Linked DNA regions of Mus musculus: region 1 is linked to region 2. A link is a loop called in an ENCODE intact Hi-C map of the cell type or tissue named here. Cell type or tissue: heart. All regions are shown on one strand. Region 1 overlaps Chrm1 (cholinergic receptor, muscarinic 1, CNS). Region 2 has its middle 14 kb from the start of Slc22a8.

Evidence for each region. Hi-C counts contacts between places; a loop is a spot of excess contacts. Peaks named below come from ENCODE experiments on the same cell type or tissue, not always from the same donor. Only the 100,000 strongest peaks of a DNase experiment are listed, where the experiment ranks them.
Region 1: it touches region 2 in a loop (6-fold over the local background); 42 of 42 quality-filtered maps call a loop at or near these places.

What each region holds. Positions count from the first base shown.
Region 1 is chr19:8,681,115-8,686,114 of GRCm38, forward strand. Chrm1 (cholinergic receptor, muscarinic 1, CNS) reads left to right here. Exons shown (of 3, transcript NM_001112697.1): 3 at 1-2,492. Among named protein-coding and RNA genes, the nearest start is that of Chrm1, 20 kb to the left of the region's middle. In heart, CTCF peaks have their summits at 714 (motif pointing left) and 2,127 (motif pointing left); a DNase peak (open chromatin) is centred at 2,107.
Region 2 is chr19:8,576,322-8,581,321 of GRCm38, forward strand. No RefSeq gene overlaps it. Among named protein-coding and RNA genes, the nearest start is that of Slc22a8, 14 kb to the right of the region's middle. In heart, no CTCF peak of the experiment used is centred here; a DNase peak (open chromatin) is centred at 2,200; H3K4me3 peaks cover 914 bases; H3K27ac peaks cover 748 bases.

The sequences.
Region 1 (5,000 bases), 100 kb after region 2:
CCCAGGAAGTCACAGAATACTTAATTCTCCAGCAATGATGTAGGACAGCTTACATGACATTCTGCCAGCCACAAACACCCTCCAGAACCATGGTGTCTGGTGTTTGTACTAGAGGACAGGCATAGGGAGGAACATGGCTGACTGCCCACACCGTTGGCCTCAGTGTCCAGCCCCTCTAGAGGCTTAACAGATAGAGTGTGGCCTAGGACCTCCACCACAAACCATATTCTTAGTATAGATTATCCGATGTGCTCCAGACAAGCAAAGATTTTCTTCAATGCTGGATAATCCAGTGGTTAGCCAAGATTGCCTGGAGCCAGACAAGGCCTGCTAATCTAACAGAAGCCCAAACCAGGAATATTGCCTGCACCTGGGAACTTAACTAGGTAAATTTCTGGGATCACTATGGATTTAGTAAAAGAAGAATTCCAAGGATGGAAACCAGCTATCTGTAACCAGCAGCCTCAAGGTGATTCTGGTACACATTAAAGTTTGAGAGGGGTAAAAAAAATATCCTAGAAGGCTGAGGTCCTGGGTGGGGACCCCCCAAAAAAATCCCTGCAGGCTTGGAGAGTTGGCTCAGAGGTTAAGAGTACTGGCTGCTCTTCCCGAGGTCCTGAGTTCAATTCCCAGCAACCACGTAGTGGCTCACAACCCTCTATAATGAGATCTGGTGCCCTCTTCTGGCCTGCAGGCATACATGCAGACAGAATACTGTATACATAATAAATAAGCCTTTTTTTTTTTAAATCCCTGTAGAGGAAGGGGTGGGATTCACCCCCACACATTTAGCTTCCTGAACTCCCAGAAACTGTTGGACCTTGAGAGCTTATCTAGCAGTTCTAGCTGGGGTGTGCATCTCCTGGTATATACCCTTGACCTTCCTCCTTTATCTGGGAAGGTCTTCCTCTTGAACTGGGTGTACAGATTTGGACAAGATGAATATGGAGGGATGATAGAGGAAGAAGACACCTACTGAGCCAGTCGGATCAGTTGCATCAACCCTATTAGCCAATGGGGTGTCAAATGTCTCAATCACCTTCATCACCCACAAGCTATGGAATGGTTGCAACACTGTGGGCAAGGATAGCCCACTAGGTGGACAAGGAGAAGCTGGCCAGAGCTGCAGGAGATACATGGGATGATCTTATGTAAGCCATGTACCCCGTATCACCAGTACAGGTTGACAGCTGAGACCCTGGTAAGGGCTTCTGGCTTGTTCATGCTCCCTTGTAGCCCTAAGCCCCCTTCAGAAATAAATGCCCTGCCTGTGTCAAGGGTGTGGAGGTGGAGGGCGGAGGAAGCTGAGCAGCACTGGAAGAAGTGAAGCTTTGGGACCAATGGAACATCAAGGAAGGAGGGGATGGGACCAGCATCAGGAAGGATGGGGTGAGACCAGCATCAGGACCGGAAATGAGAGTAGCAGCCCACACCTATCACTTGTTCCCTCTCCTGGGGACCTCACCGGGGTCCTGCTATGCCCTCCACCAAATAACCTTGGTTAGGCATGCCTCCTGTCTTCAGTGTCTTCATCTCTAAAAGAGGAGCAAGCCCTTTGCAGGTGTCAGAGGGATGCGGCAAACTGGTAAAAGCAATTGATGGCTGTACCGTCGGTGTTACCACAGAAGAGGCTGCCACAGGTAATGGCCTGTCTAGTTTCTCACCCAGGTCTTACCCTGTACCTCTGTTCTGGCTTTGGGAAGTCTAGAGTCCTATTCCCCCAAACCAGGAAGAAGAATCTTACATCCCAATGTGACTGGGTTTGAAGAGTGTCCAGCGCACACCTGGGCAAGAAGGAGGGTAAAGTCCAGGTGGGGTCTGGGTCCTGCAGGCCTCTGAAGAAAGAGTTGCCAACCCAGGATGGAGAATAACATGAGGCTGAAGGAAGAGGGTGGTTGCATGGGCATCTGTCCATCTCAAACACAGCACCCACTCCTACCCTGAGGGAGTCTCTTTACCCCAGGAACAAAGGCCTTTTGGTAGAAGTAAGGAGAGAATAAGGTCGCTTTGTGAATACCACATCTTCTACCAATCCCAGACTGGAGCTAGCCTGAGGAGGAACAAGTTAGAATCCCTCCCACACTCAAAGCCCAGCCTTACTTCCATTTCCACCATGACATTTTAGCGCCACCTGCTGGCAATTTAAGAAACCTGACGTTTAAATGCTCTTCCCCCTGCCTTTTTTTTTTTTTTTTTTGGACAAGCTCTTGGTATGTAGCCTTGGCTGGCCTGGAATTCATTATATACACCAGGCTGGCCTTGAACTCTTAGAGAGCTGACTGCCTCTGTCTCTGAATGCTGGAAGTAAAGATGTTCACCATCACACTGGCCAAATTACTACCTCTTCTTCCTCTTCCTCTTTCTCATCCTCCTTTTTAAAACTAGTATTGGGACTGAATCTAGGGTCTCTCATATACTAGGCCAACACTCTACAAATGAGCTATATGTCTCATCCATAAACTTTTTTATTATTAAAAACACGTTGCAAAAAAGAAAAAAATCACACACCAAAATTAACCAGACCCAAAGTCTCTATGCTTCATTCAAAATTTCAAGAGTGGAGCTGGCAAGAGGTTCACTGAGTAAAGGCATTAGCTATCAAGGCTGAGAGTTTGAGTTATGTTCCAGAGATCCACATGGTGAGAACACACACATGGAAGCTGTCATCGCCACCCCCATGCACTTGTGCCTGTCTTCAAAATAAGCCAATAAACAATGTGCCAGTCATGAGAGCATACACCTTTAATTCCAGCATTTGGGAGGTAGAGGCAGGCTACCTATGCGTCTGAGGCCACCCTGGTCTGCATAGAGAGTTCCAGGACAGCCAGGGCTATGTGTGTAATCTTGTCTCAAGGAAACAAAAGGGAACTCACTGCAGCCCTACAGGATTCCATGTCTTCTTTTGCCCTCCTCCAGCACCAGGCACACAAGTGTGAAGAGACACCTACACACATAAACATTCAGAAACAGGTCCCGCCCTCTCTGAATAGTACATCATCACCATGGAGGCAAAGGGGTCTTGATATTTGGGGATACCAAATATCATCCATGCAAGTCTCAAAAACAAACAAAAGCAAGCCCCTTAGCCTGAAGCCTTTACAGTCTTCCTTCTGCGTGACCTATCCTTGCAGAGTCTCCCAAGGCCTGTAGAATCCCTGGTTTTATTCTTAGGCGCCTAGCTTAGGTTTCACAGGACTATGACTAACTCCAAATAGAAATTGCATTTGGAACCTGCTCACCTTTAAAGCAAGAATGCTCTTTCAACACGTTTTCCCCTGACAGCCTTGGGCTCTGAAGAATGCATTGCTCCTGGGGCCTTTGCTTTCATGATAAACCAGAGTTAGCAGAAGGAGTATTCTATTCTAAAAGTCCATCTCTCTCTTTCTCTCCCAATCCTTGTCCTCCTGGCCCTGGTATTTGGTATTTCTGCCTTCCTGGAACCACCATTCACACAGTTCCTCAAGCCAGAGAGCTATAAGTCAACCTAGACTCCTTCGCACTGCCTGTACCCAGTCTACCTCTAAACAATTCACGAACATATCCTGTTTTCTCCATTGCTCTTGCATACCGTGCTAAAACAATCCCTCAATTCAGACTTCAGCATCAAACTTTTTCTGTAAAAGGCCAGGGAGCAGACATTTCAGACTCTGAAAGACAAGAGACAAAAGGAAGAACACCCATGAGCACTCCTGTGTTATATGCTCTGTCACTGCAGTTGAAGGCAGCCATAAAAAACATACTAGAGCAAATAAGAATGGCTGTACACCAATAAAACTTCATTTGAACCTAACATGCATCACAAAATATTATTGCCTTTTTTATGGTTTTATCTTTTAAAGATTTGTTTATTTTATGGGTATGAATATGTTGCCTGCATATATGTATATGCACCATGTGTGTGTGTGTGGAGGTCAGAAGAGGGTTACCAGATCCCCTGGAACTGAAGCCGAAGTGGTTGCAAATCACTATGTGAGTGTTGCGGAACTGAACTTGGGTCCAGTGCAAGGGCAGCCAGTGCTCTGAGCCATCGCTCCAGCCACAGTTCTGGTGTTTAGGCCTTCAAAACCCACGGGTTGAGGAGACGGTTCAGAGGTTAAGAGCATTTGTTGATTTTAAAGATTTATTTAATTTTATGCATAGGCGTACACCACTATTGCTCTCCTCAGACACACTAGAAGAAGGCATCTGACCCCATTACTGATGGTTGTGAGCCACCACGTGGTTTCTGGGAATTGAACTCAGGACCTCTGGAAGAGCAGTCAGTGCTCTTAATCACTGAGCCATCTCTCCAGCCTGCATTTGTTGAACTTACAGAGGACCCAGGTTCAGTTCCCAGCAACCCCATGGTGCTCACAAACATCCATAGCAGAAGCTTCAGGGGATCTGACTCCTTCCTCTGGCCTCTGTGGGCACAAAGGTGGTACAGACACACATATGCATACATGCAGGCAAAACACTCATCCACGTCAAATAAAAATAGGTACATCTTTTAACTTTTTTTTTTTTTTTTTTTTTTTTTTTTTTTTTTTTTGGTTTTTCGAGACAGGGTTTCTTTGTACATCCCTGGCTGCCTGTCTCTGCCTCCCAAGTGCTGAGATTAAAGGTGTGTGCCACCACTGCCCAGCGATGCCTGGCTTTTTAAAACCTTAATACACAAACACACACACACACACACACACACACACACACACACACACACACACTGTACTTTCGTGGAGTAGTCACAGCATTCAAGAGATAGAAGCAGGAGGATCAGGAGTTTATGATCAACTTGAACTATATAAAACTCTGTCTCAAAAAAGAAAGAGAGTGGGCTAGAGAGATGGCTCGGCAGTTAAGAGCCCTGACTGTTCTTCCAGAGGTCCTGAGTTCAATTCTCAGCAACCACATGGTGGCTCACGACCCTCCGTAATGAGATCTGATGCACTCTTCTAGTGTGTGTCTGAAGACAGCTGCAGTGTACTCATATAAATAAAAAATAAATAAATCTTTTTTAAAAA
Region 2 (5,000 bases):
AGACAAGAGGAATGCTTGAGGTTAAAAGTTTAGGTGGCACTAGGGCTACTGGGGAGAGAACAGGGTAAGAGTGGGGTACGGAAATCCACTAGTTTGTAAGCTAGTTTTTTAAAACATAATAAATGTTTTTTAAAAAGAATTTGAATAGAAGTAACCAGCGTAGGTGGAGAACATTGTTCACAAAGGCATGAGTTATTAAATGAAAATCGCAGTACCAGGCACAGATATCTCCCTGTGAGTTGCTAAGTCAGTAAGGCCGCAGAGATGCCAAAACAACACAGGCTATTGCCACTGCTCTCAGCATTCCAATAGAACTAGATGGTGGTTCAGAAACAGGGGTGGAGTCTCTATTGCTGCAGACACTGCTCATGTTTATGAGAAACATAAACAAAAATGTATTATCTTTTCTATCAAAGGGTTAAATAAGATAAAACTCCACTTTAAAAACATTGTAAAGAAGCCACTCAGAAAATTTCAAATTCCTCTGGGTCAGCACTTCTTGAAATCAAAATATATGCTCAAGTTTCCTTTCTCCCTAGGACGTGTGCTGTTCTGTATGCTAGAATGTTAGCTCCAGTTCAGACCACTCACAGTAAGGCAAGGAACCCCTTACATTAAGAATAAAAACCCAGAAGGACACAAGCATGCAAACACATGTAAACATACACACACACATAAACACACACACACACAATGGGTGCATGTGCTTGCTCAAGTGTGGCTAGGCCATTAGTCAAATGTTCAAAGACCTGGGTTTGGATCCTCAGGACCCATGGATTCTAAAATCAGGGTGCAAGTGTCATATATCTCTAAACCCAGCATCAGGGAGCAGGAGATGGAGACTAGAAGATTGATTCCTGGAGCTCACTAGCCAGTCAGTCTAGCTGCTTCAAGAGAGACCCTATCTCAAGGTGGAGAACCCAAGGAAGATACACAACACTGACCTCTGATCTGTATACATACGTCCACATCCATGAACATGCAAGCACAGACATAAAACTGCCCATGCTTGGAAATGGCAAACCTTATCCTAATTTTATTCTAAATGGTTTCTATATGTATTGATTTTAATAACATTTTAATTTATTCTTTGAAGTTTTTATACATTTATACAATACATACCGGAACCACTCTAAAATTCCTCCTAGTGTCCCCCACCCTGTCTCTCTCCCAACTTCATGTCTTTTTTAACTGTAATTAATAACCTCAAGTCCAATCAGTGCTGCTCATATGATCTTGGTGGGGGAGCTCCACGGGCATGAGCAACCTTCCAGAAGAAAGAAAAATGACTCTCTGTCCCTCCACAGCCATCAACTGACAACTGCTCCTCTACTGGGGCCCCTCCCTTCCATGCTGGAATTTTGGTTGGCTTGATTTTGTGCAGGTAACCACAGCTGCTAAGATCTCCAGGGATCTGCTATCTGGAGCAGATCCTGTAAAATCAACACCCTGATTTTACAAATCCCAGAGTGCTGGCGATCGAAATCCAAGTCCTCAAGTACTTTACTGAGCCATCTCCTGGCCCCATTTTGTTTTCCGAGACAGCATCTTATGTACCCTCCTGCATCTGTTTCCAGAGTGCTGGGATTGCAGGCACGCACAGACACCATGCATGTTTGTGAGTACATGTCCATGGTATTGAGCAACGTTCACCTCTACCCATCTCTAGACTGTCATGGAAAACAGAATGCTGAACTTATTAAGCAAAGTCCCCTTCCAAACCCTCTCATCATGAGAAACCCTCTATTCTAATTCCTGTATTTATTTTACTTTTCCCTTTCTAGTGCTTCTTATAAGCAAAATTAGTTATCTGACTTTTGTATCTTGTTTCACCAAGAAAAATGTGTGGAGGTCTCATTAATGTTATAGTATGTGACAGCATTCCAATCCTTTTTAATTCTTATACATAATTCAGTTGTATACATATATCACAATATTTCCCCCCATTCATCTGGTGTTGATGGAGGGCGTGATTTTGCCAAAATGTCTGATTCCAATCCTAGGCTAAAGCCAATGCAGTGACTCCCTGAAGCCACCAGAGGACGCATAGGGACCGTGAGGCCGGCGCTCTAGCAAAAGCTGTTTGTGGAAGAAAAACCAGAAGAAGCCTGGTTTTGTACATATAAAGTAAGGACCGACTCTGGCACTCACGTGAAAGGGAGGCTGGCCGGGTCTGGACGTGGGCCAGAGAGGTAACCGATCTTTCAAATCTGTTCATTGGATTCAATAGGAGGAAAAAGGCATGGAGATCTACGCGGGAGAAGCTATCCATGTAATCCTGGCCCAACATCACACCCCACCCCCAAAATGGAAAGATTCCACCGACCACCCACAGCTTTCCTGCAAGCTGTCCTCCAGTGTGAGCCGCCCCCAGCGGGAGCTCGGAGAGGAGGATGGGCGAGAAAATCCAGCAAGGACTGAGCTTGGTTCCTGTCTTTTCCCAGCAACCATGCTGTGTTCAACCTGTGGCTTGAATGTTTCACAGGGAAGGAAACTGAAGCACCACGCTGTTACTATAGTGTCCAGAGCAAATGCAAGAGGCAAGGTCTGAATGCCACCCGGACTCACGCGGCTCACGAGGACTTCTCCAAGCCCACTGTCTGGGTTTCTCTGTAATGCGCGTCTGGGGCTCCGTTCCACACTTCATCACAGAATGGTATGTGGCCCTAGAGACTGGTCCACAGGACCTCTTATGATGCTCTGGCTTAGTTTTTTGATAGCCACTTCACATTGGCCAGAATTTTCCCCAGTGTAAACCTCTCCATTTTTCTCACATGTACTGGTACCGAGACAGCTCTCCCCCACTGCAGCCCTGTGCAGCTGGGTCTTTGGATCTGAGTGCAGGAACTGACATTTATCCCTGTCAGATTCATCTTGTTCACTGACAAACATTTGTTCAGTGCCTACGCAGTACCAGGTGCTGGTACTGAAATGAGAGACAAGTCTCCTGCCCTTAAGAAGCTCCCACTGACATCAATCCTGTTAATAGCCACCAGTTACTAAGAACTTATTCTGCACCAGTCACACAAGGCTAGTATCATAACCATGAGTTGTCTCATGACCCCTCACAACACTGCAGTGGAGGTGGCATTGTCTGAATTTTACAGATGGGGAAGCCAAAATTCTGAAAGCTTATGCATGCTGGGGAGACAGCTAACTTGGTAAGATGCCTTCTGCGCAAGCATGAGGACCTGGCTTCAGGTCTCCAGCACCCACATAAAAAGCTAAGCTCAACTTCTGAGGAAGCAGCCAGGTGGATTCCTGAAACGCATTGGCCAGCTGGCCTAGGTGAATCAGTGAGAGACCTTGACAGAAAGAAAGAGAGGGGTGGGGGGAGAGGGAGAGGAGGAAGAAAGATAGGGGCTGGAGAGATGGTCTATCAGTTAAGAGCACTTTCTCTTCCAGAGGACCCAGGTTCAAGTCCCAGTATCCATGTGGCAGCTCACAATTATCCATAATAACACTGTGGTTTATAGATACGCATAAGGGCAAAATGTTCATATACATAACTAGATTTTAACTGTTGTTCAAATAAAGGTGAAGAGCGGTTGAGGAAAGATACCTGTGCGGATCAGTAATTTTGTCAACTTGACACAGTAGGAGAGAATCTCAACTGAGAAAAACACCCCTATAAGACTGGTCTATAGCCAGGTCTGTTGGGCATTTTCTTGGTTAATAGTTGATATGGGAAATCCTACCAAACTAGGGTTGGTGTCACCGATGGGCAAGTTGTCCTGGGTTATATAGAAAAGCAGGCTAAGCAAGCCATGGGAAGTAAGCCAGGAAGCAGCATCCTCCATCCTTCAGCTCTTGCCTCCAGGTGTCCTGCCTCGGGTTCCTGTCCTTGACTTCTCTTAAATGATGGACTACAGCCGTAAGGAGCAATAAACCTTTTCCTCCCCAAGTTGCTTTTAGTCATGCTGGTTATCACAGCAATAGAAAGCAAACTAAAACAACACACGCACACACACACACACACACACACACACACACACACACACACACACACACGACAGGCAGGCAGTAGGGGCAGCTCAGTGGCTGAGCACTTGCCTGACATTTGTGAGACCCCAGCTCAATTATCATCTCTGAAAAAGAAAAACGTTAACTGACTTGTGGGAAGTGACATTGCTACAAAGTAGCAGTGCCCAACACTCCCATTGCTTTGGATTCTGATTCTCTCCTCCCACTTAAACTCCCTCTATCCCAGCTTTGGCTTCTCACTAAACTCAGATAAAGTTTACTTATCTGAAATTCATCAACAATATTGTAGAAACGGGGCTGAGCTCAGAGCCCTGAGGTAGAATAGCAGGCCCTGAGATCCCATTAGTGGTGAAAGACCCCGTGTCTTCAGCTATACGAATTTACCAACCAGGTGCCATGAGATTACCACCCTCAGCCCTAGTCTCAGATGTTCTTCCTTGTTCAAGTTACTGTGTATCTGGACCCTATTGCTAAGTCCTCCACATGTAGACTCCAAGCTTTGCCTGGCCCTTGCCTTCATCATAGTCAAATCGCATCTGCCAATCTGCCTCACAAGAACCTTCTCCCTTTCCAAAAGGAAAGCCTAGGCCTAGGGACAATTGAGTTGGTTTGGAGCATCTCCCCTAGCATCTGTGACTTCTTCTCTGTGGTACCATCTGCTCCTGACAACTCAACCCATCTTGATCACTCAGTGTCTCTACCACTGACTTCACTGAGACTCATCATAAAGCAAGCCTGTGTGCACTAGCCTTGCGAAGAAAACAAGGCAGGCTAGAAAAATGCACTGTTTAGTTGGGGAGACTTCTCAATAAACTATAAGCTTCCATTCAGAACCCAGAGATGCTAGGACACCACAAACCTCCACAGGATATGGGCTTAGCACCTCACAGCACTCACAGAAGTGTCCACCCTTCCCACTGGGCCCATCAGACCACTGTCGCTGTGCCCATTTTACAACTGAGAATTTGAAGGCCCAGCAAGGGAGATTCAGAGCTGATCTCTGACTCTGCTAAACT